2 separate regions of the Homo sapiens genome follow, and region 1 is linked to region 2. A link is an interaction called in ENCODE POLR2A ChIA-PET data of the cell type or tissue named here. Cell type or tissue: Panc1. All regions are shown on one strand.

Region 1 (4,000 bases), 710 kb after region 2:
TCTCCCTGGATGACCTCATCCCCACAGCAATGTCAATCATCACCCACAGCGGGTGACTGAAATCTGCATCTCACTCCAAGAAGGCCCCTCAGCCCTGGCACCCACCCCAAGCCAGCTGTCAGTGCCCTCCCAAACCAAGCAATTCCCGACTCCTTGTTGCCAGTAAAAACATTCATTATCAGCACCTGCATTTCTATGTTACTTTTTTTTTTTTTTTTTTGGAGACAAGGTCTCACTCTGTCACCCAGGCTGGAGTGCAGTGGTACAATCATGGCTCACTACAGCCTCGAACTCCTGGCATCCCCCTCAGCCTCTCAGATAGCTGGAATCACAGGCACACGCCACTGCACCCAGCTAATTTTTGTATTTTTTGTAGAGACAGGGTCTCACTATGTTACCCAGGCTGGTCTCAAACTCCCGGATTCAAGCAATCCACCCGTCTCGGCCTCTCAAAGTGCTGGGATTGCAGGCGTGAGCCACCGTGACCAGCCTAAAATTTTTTAAATGCTTTCTCAAATATTGTCTCCTGAAATCCTCATAAAAATCCACATAAGGTGCAAATTCATTCTCCCAATCGGTTCCTTCTTCCATCACCTTCTTATGGAGGATTATTTCCTGCTGCCCCAGAAGGCCCCTGCTCACTGGTGAACACTGGCGCCTCCCTGTGGAAATCCTCCTTTCTTCCCCCACTAACAATTGGATGCCAGAGCTCCTTCTTCCACAGCCCTCCACACTTGGCTGAGGTCTTCCCTCAGTTCCTTTGACTTGCAGTTACCTGACCATAGTGTCTCTTCCAGGCCCCACTCCCCACCTGCACCTGTCCGAGGTCAGGGACAGACAGGGTCTGGCTCCAACTCTCAGGTAGTTCCAGCCAGGGCTGCAGGTGGCCCCAGTATGGCTGGCTGCATTGAACACACTGACCTTGCCATCTGGCCCCACCTCAGTCCTGGAAACCCCTCCGGAGGCCCCAGCTGGGTCATCCTTTCTGCTTCCTGTGGCCTCAGGTGACTCCACCCCCACCCTACCTGGGGCCTGGGCTCCTCACCACAGAGCTGTAAGTGTGGCCATCTGAGCCGCAGACAGAGGCAAGCTGGGCCATGTGGCAGGGCTTGCAGATGGAGTCTTTGTTTCCATGGAGTTTCACGGTCGGCTGCTTGATCCTACAGGAGAGGGTGGGGGGCACACCAGGGTGGAAGTGACAATGAGGAAGGAGCAGGGGAAGGGAGGGCTGAGCAGACCTGTTCCAACAGGAAGGCAGCAGCAATCTTCAGCAGATCAGCCCCTTCCTGCCCCTGCCCACCCTCCCCACACTGCTGCCAGACCCTCCTCCAGCTCAGAAGGGTGGAACCAACTGAGCAGGGCATAAATTCCCCCAGCTTCTCTTCTTCTAGGAGTCACTGAGTCCCATGGGGCCTTCAGGTAGCAACTCCAGGTCTGAAGGCCAGAGGTAAAAGGGGGTCACACTTCACTTAGGGGGTCAGACCAAATCTGAGGTTGCAAACTGATGACCTCTGGGCCATACTTGGCCACCAAGTGTTTTTTTTTTTAATTGAGTTATTTATGCACTAACATTTACCAAATGGGAGAGTTCACATAAATACCTGGATTCTTGGCCTGTCTTTGAAAAATGGAAGCATGGGAGTCCTGGACCTGCATTCCTACATAGCTGTAATAGACCAGGGCCAAGAAGCAGCTGCCTGCTTTCCACCACACCTGTGCTCCACAGAGTGGCCCGTGACCAAGCACTCTTCATGCATTACATTACCGGCCATGCCCCTGCAGCCTTCTAAGACTGCAACCCCATCTTTCATCTTCTATGATTCAGGAAAGAAGGGAGGGAACTGGAACCTTTTCCAGGGTCTTGGAGCCAGGCAGAGCCTTGTCCTTGGGCTGGAGCTAAGACTTCCTTTTTTTGTTTGTTTTGTTGTGTTTTTTTTTTTTGAGACGGAGTCTCACTCTGTCACCCAGGCTGGAGTGCAGTGGCGTGATCTCGGCTCACTGCAACCTCCGCCTCCCAGGTTCAAGCAATTCTCCTGTCTCAGCCACACGAGTATCTGGGACTACAGGCACAAGCGACCATGCCCAGCTAATTTTGTATTTTCAGTAGAGATGGGGTTTCACCACATTGGTCAGGCTGGTCTCAAACTCCTGACCTTAGGTGATCCACCCGCCTTGGCTTCCCAAAGTGCTGGGATTACAGGCAGGAGCCACTGCACCCAGCTGGAGCTAAGGCTTCCTTAAATGTCCCTCACTCCTTTCTCCTCTGCAAGCTACAACCTCTCACAAGCTACCACCTTAAATATTTCATGAAGTCACTGCATGTCAGAGCTGAAAGGAACCTCAAATTATATGGTCTAACCTATTTGTCTTAGAGATACTACATCAAGGCCCAAAAAGGAGATGTGACTTTCCCTGCATCCCACAGGGTTTGGTAATTGTTCTCATATGGTGTGGCTTTCTCCTTGCTCATCTCTTAAATGACTTACTTTAGGTGAAGGCAGCCGCCATGTTGTGAGGACACTCAAGCATCCCTATGGAGGGGTCCACATGATCAGGAACTGAGGCCTCCCACCAAGAGCATAAGAGTGAGCTTAGAAGTGGATCCTCCAGCCCGACAAGCTTTCAGATGAAACAGCCCCAGCCAGCACCTTGACTATAACCTCAAGACAGACCCAGAGCCAGAACCATCTAAGAGAACCACTTCTGGATTCCAACCCTCAGAAATGATGTCAGATAATACATATTTGCTGTTTTAAGCACTAAGTTTTACAATTTATTTAACAGCAGTAGATGGCTAATTCATAAGGAGAGGGTCAGTTGAGCCCTTGCTCTTTGAACACACCCCCTCCAGGGCTCCCACCTCCCCAAACCTCTCACCTGTGCTCCAGCTTCTTGCGACTGATGCACATGGCCCGCTGGTAGCCCTGGGCAATGCACACCTTGTGGCGGCTGCACTTCACCTTCTGGCAGGGGTCCTTGGTGGTATCCAGGGCTGCAGGGGCACAGAGTCAGGACACAGGTCACCTGGGAGAACCCAGGAACCTCCAGCCCCACTTCTGAGCTGGGAGGCCTCTCCCTCCAGCAGCCCTTGATAACCAGAGCTCCTGAGCTCAGGAGTCCCATCCCCACCGGGGCCTGGCTGCTCAAGGAGCCCCCAAGCGGGCTAAGGGCTTGCCCTCTGGTCTCAAGTCTTCACACGTGTCAGTCACCTTCCCCCGCCGGGAGAGTCATGTTACCTTCATCTCCTTGCTGATTGTCCTCCCAGCTCTTGATATAGTCATCCTAGAGGACAGAGAGGGACAAGGGAGAAGGGAAAGGCTAAGATCCATATCCCAGAGGTTCAACTGCGGGGTCGAGGAGAGGCCTGGGCCAGCGATGTCATGTGCCAATGGCCGTCATCCTGGTGGCTGACCCCTGTCCACCCAGGCCCTGCCAGCTGCCTCCCCCACACCTCTATCCCTATAAACCCATGTCCAGAATCCTTTCCAGCCTCTCCCGTGAGCTCCTGATTGCTCCCATGCCACACTGGAGGCTGGCAGGGAAGGCAAGTCAGAATGAGGGTGTGGAGGGACACAGGAGGGGAGGGGGTGTGCTCTGCAGAGACCACACAGAGTGGGGTCCTGGGCAGTACTCACCTCCACTTCCTGGAGATCAGGGAACAGCAGCAGGCCATGGAAAACGGAGCAGGAAGAGAAAGGGAGAAAGATGGGGATATCAGTGTGAGGCCCTCTGGTGTTCCTGGGGTCCCCTGCCTCATCATGTGGCCGAGCAATGGCCTTCGATGGCTGTGTTCCTCTGACCCCCAGGAACCCCAATAAGAGGCCAGTATTCTTACGTCTTCATCACAGAGCTCAAGACTGGCCTTAGGAGTAGCAGGGGCCCGTGGCTTTGAGAGGGTGGGGCACCCCCACTCCGTTCCCAGTCCAGCCCCAGCCCCACCACCAGGACAGATGTCCGAGGTGCCCATGCTGCGTAGGAACAGAGCTTCTCATGCCTATGC
Region 2 (4,000 bases):
AGTGAGCCACGTCCATGCCCATTCCGTGCAAGGCAGATATTCCAGTCATATTAACAGAACACTCCTGAGACAGTTGAAGAAGAAATAGCACAAATCAGGGGTACTCCCTTCACAGCTGATGGTTAACATTCCACCTTCTTTCTAGCCCTTCAAAGATGCTGCCAGTGTTCGCCCTAGAGTTATTACAAAGCCAGTGCCAAAACCCAGCCATGGGCTCTTTGCAACCTCCCAGCTGCGCTCATTCCAGCTGACAGCGAGATGCAAGCAAATGCTCAGCTCTCCTTACCCTGAAGGGGTCTCCCTGGAATGGAAGTCCCCTGGCATGGTCAGTCCTCAGGCCCAAGACTCAAGTGTGCACAGACCCCTGTGTTCTGTGGGTGAACAACTGCCCACTAACCAGACTGGAAAACCCAGAAAGATGGGCCTTCCATGAATGCTTCATTCCAGAGGGACCAGAGGGCCTCCCTGTGCAAGGGATCAAGCATGTCTGGCCTGGGTTTTCAAAAAAAGAGGGATCCTCATGACCTGGTGGTCTATGGCCTGGGTCAAGATGAGGGTCTTTCAGTGTTCCTGTTTACAACATGTCAAAGCCATTGGTTCAAGGGCGTAATAAATACTTGCGTATTCAATGTAAGCCTCATTGATGTCTCTGTTAGAGTCTTAACAAGCAATGGCACACTCAGATTAGGCAATTTGAGGATTTTTTAAAATTTATTATTATTATTGAGACAAGATATTGCTCTGTCACCCAGGCTGGAGTGCAGTGGCTCGATCATAGCTCACTGCAGCCTTGAACTCCTGGGCTCCAGTGATCTTCCAGCCTCAGCCTCCTGAGTAGCTGGGACTACAGGTGCACACCACCATGCCTCGCTAATTTCTGTATTTTTAAAATTTTTCATAGAGATGGGGTATTACTATGTTGCTCAGCCTGGTCTCAAATTCCTGAGCTCAAGCGATCCTCCCACCTCAGCTTCCCAAAGTGCTGGGATTATAGGTGTGAGCCACTGTGCCCAGCCTAATTTGAGGATTTTTTTTTCTTTTTTTCCTTTTTCTTTTCTTTTTTTTTTTTTTGAGATGAAGTCTTGCTCTGTCACCCAGGCTGGAGTGCAGTGGCTCAATCTCGGCTCACTGCAACCTTGAGGATGTTTTAAGAGCAGGTGTAGGAACCCCAGGGGGTTGTGCATTCTATCTAAAAACTAGTAATAGGCCATTCCAGCTCAGGCCTGATGTGGGGAGGGGAGGGAGTCCTAGAACCTAGGGAGTGACTTTGTCTGGGGATGGGATGGCCAGCCTGCTGTAACCCTGCAGGAGGAAGCTGAAGGAATAAATTCCCTCCATTCATCCTCTGATTTCCATGCCCCTTGGACTAAAGCCCAGCCAGCAGCAGGTGGAGAGGGTAGAGAGTGGCCTGGAGAAGCAGGAAGGTGTCTGGCCCAGAGTCTCATGCATTGCAGGACCAGCTAGCACCTTGGCTTTCACAGGTTTCTTTTTTGTGAACATCACTGAAGCTCTGAAGCTTTGAGCAGCAGGATTAGGTGTTGCTTTGTTCTGGTTTGTTGCTAATAGTTGTGTATGTTGAAGCTGTTGTTTCAAAAGACGACGCCCAGGTTCCATTGCTCTATCTGGGGGGGCTGTGGCCCCTCACATTGGCGATCTCCTGACATGAAGAGTAATTTATATTTTTTTCAGGTGTCTAGAAGGCTCCCAAAAGCCTATTCCTTGGAAAACAGCATGGCACGGGAATCAGAGAGAGAAAGGAACCAGATCAGACGAGGAGCTCTCTCTCAAGAGTCCTGCAGAAAGAACAGAACTTACCCCCAAGATGTGGCAACCCTTGGAGCCGTGAATCAGCCCTTTGCTTCTCTGCAGAAGCGCACTGGCTCATTGGTGCCCTGCAGAGGCTGATGAAACAGAAGCAGTCAGTAATCCAGCCGGTGGCAGCAGTTCATGCTCCCCACCGTCTCAGCCTAGTACACATTCCCTCTCCTTGGCCGAAGAATTAAAGAGGACACCTTGAAAGGGTTTCTGAACTCGATACCTACCAAAAAGAAAAAGTTCTCCCTTCCCTTTGCAGGAGCCTGAAGTCTCCCCCTTGGTTTTTTCATTGACTTTAGTGCTGCGGATGATTTGGGATGTTGGTCTAGCTGGTGACTCATCTCAACCACAAGTGTTTTAGAAATGAGCAGCATGGGCCGGGCATGGTGGTTCATGCCTGTAATCCCAGCACTTTGGGAGGCCGAGGCAGGCGGGCCACCTGAGGTCAGGAGTTCGAGACCAGCCTGACCAACATGTCGAAATCCCGTCTCTACTGAAAATACAAAAATTAGCCGGGCATGGTGGTGGGCACGCCTGTAATCCCAGCTACTCGGGAGGCTGAGTCAGGAGAATCACTTGAACCTGGGAGGTGGATGTTGCAGTGAGCTGAGACCATGCCATTGGACTCCAGCCTGGGCAAAAAGGGCAAAACTCCGTCTCAAAAAGAAAAAAAGAAAGAAAAAGAAAAAGAAATGGGCACCATGCCTGCCTTAAAGTAAACCAGCAGTCTCTGAGCTCAGAGATGGGGACCATCTTGGAGCGATCACCTTGCAGCTATTGGGGAAGGAGTAGTGGGGGTCTCTCATGCTCTGTTGTAGGGGAATGGGCTTTCAAAGAAGTGGAGGTGGCATCTCCATTAGAGAGATGATTTGCAGTTAGTGTGGAGCACAGGGGGAGTTGGGGGGCCAGCCATGGTGATGGCAGGGCATAGAGATGATAGACTAAGTTGCATCCACTTTGCCAGGGGAGGAGAGGCCGCTCTGTTGGGAGGGGCTGGCGGCTTGGCTGTTGGGGATCATCCAGGCTTTTGCTCACTCTGCTTGGTTACTCACCTTAGTGGGCACTTCACAGAGGGTCATTCCCTCCCAGGGAGGGAGGAAGGAAAATAAAAATCCATCTCCAGGCAGAAGGGTGGATGGGGGAGTTCAGACGTGCTTGTTCCCCCTCCGCCGTGAGAAGCAGTTCGTGGGCTTTGGCTGCTCTGGATCTCAAGTCTCATGTGAACCCAGCAGGCTTGGAACCAGCTCATATGTTTGGAGGGGTGAACAAAACTCACCAAAAAGGAGGGGAGTTTTCAATGAGGGAGGTAGAGGGGGTGCCTTGAGAGGTTGTCTTTATCTAAGAGTTCTCTGATTTAATTCCAAATGGCAGTTTTTAGGGCACCATACACATGTTCATTTTCCTTCTTTTTAATTTTTAATGTTTTGGTTTCTTTGAGACAAGGTCTCAGTTTGTCACCCAGGCTGGAGTGCAGTGGCATGATCACAGCTCACTGCAGCCTCGACCTCCTGGGCTCAAGCAATCCTCACACCTCAGCCTCCCTAGGAGCTAGGACCATGGGTGCCTGCCACCACACGTAGCTAATTTTTAAAAAATTTTTTATAGAGGCAGAGTCTCACCATGTTGCCTAGGCTGGTCTCTAACCACTCAAGCAAACACCGTGTTTGTGTTCTAGTGTTTTGTGAAAGGTAGAACTTGAGAGTGATGAAATCAGATGTTTGGCTGAGGACATTTCTATGCAATGTATTGAAAGTGTGGCTTGGCTCCTCCTGACTGCTTATAATAAAATGTGAGAGAGAAATGACTTAAATATGGAATGGTGAAGTGAAAAGGTGGGAGGACTCAAGCAATTCTCCCACCTCGGCCTCCCAAAGTGCTGGGATTACAGGCATGAGCCACCATGCCCAACCATTTTTCTCCTTTATTCAGTTAACAAAGCTACATGAGGGGACTCTTCAACCAGTGGGTGACAGGGATTTCTGAGAACATGCTTATTCCTACATGCATAGGAGCTGGGGGAAACTTCAACCAGGGGTGGTATTATGAGCAAAGACCCCTCATTCAGCTGCCTTCCACTCAGTGCTCCAGGGAGAAGACTTCGGCCTCTTCATCAGCTCGGAGGTGATGTGGGCGCTTAACTTCTGAGCCAGTGTCACGCTTTTATAGAGAACTCCACGTAGAAGAG

What was found. ChIA-PET counts read pairs that join two places held together with the same protein. Peaks named below come from ENCODE experiments on the same cell type or tissue, not always from the same donor. Only the 100,000 strongest peaks of a DNase experiment are listed, where the experiment ranks them.
Region 1: POLR2A ChIA-PET joins it to region 2 with 5 read pairs; 1 of 35 experiments calls an interaction of 5 or more read pairs at or near these places.

The regions. Positions count from the first base shown.
Region 1 is chr10:72,069,267-72,073,266 of GRCh38, forward strand. It overlaps SPOCK2 (SPARC (osteonectin), cwcv and kazal like domains proteoglycan 2), which reads right to left. Exons shown (of 11, transcript NM_001244950.2): 2 at 3,636-3,644; 3 at 3,237-3,282; 4 at 2,878-2,992; 5 at 1,046-1,160. Among named protein-coding and RNA genes, the nearest start is that of SPOCK2, 17 kb to the right of the region's middle. RefSeq lists enhancers at 1-322, 503-1,004. In Panc1, no CTCF peak of the experiment used is centred here; no DNase peak of the experiment used is centred here; H3K27ac peaks cover 3,394 bases.
Region 2 is chr10:71,362,757-71,366,756 of GRCh38, forward strand. SLC29A3 (solute carrier family 29 member 3) reads left to right here. Exons shown (of 6, transcript NM_018344.6): 6 at 1-629. Among named protein-coding and RNA genes, the nearest start is that of CDH23, 32 kb to the right of the region's middle. In Panc1, no CTCF peak of the experiment used is centred here; a DNase peak (open chromatin) is centred at 2,025.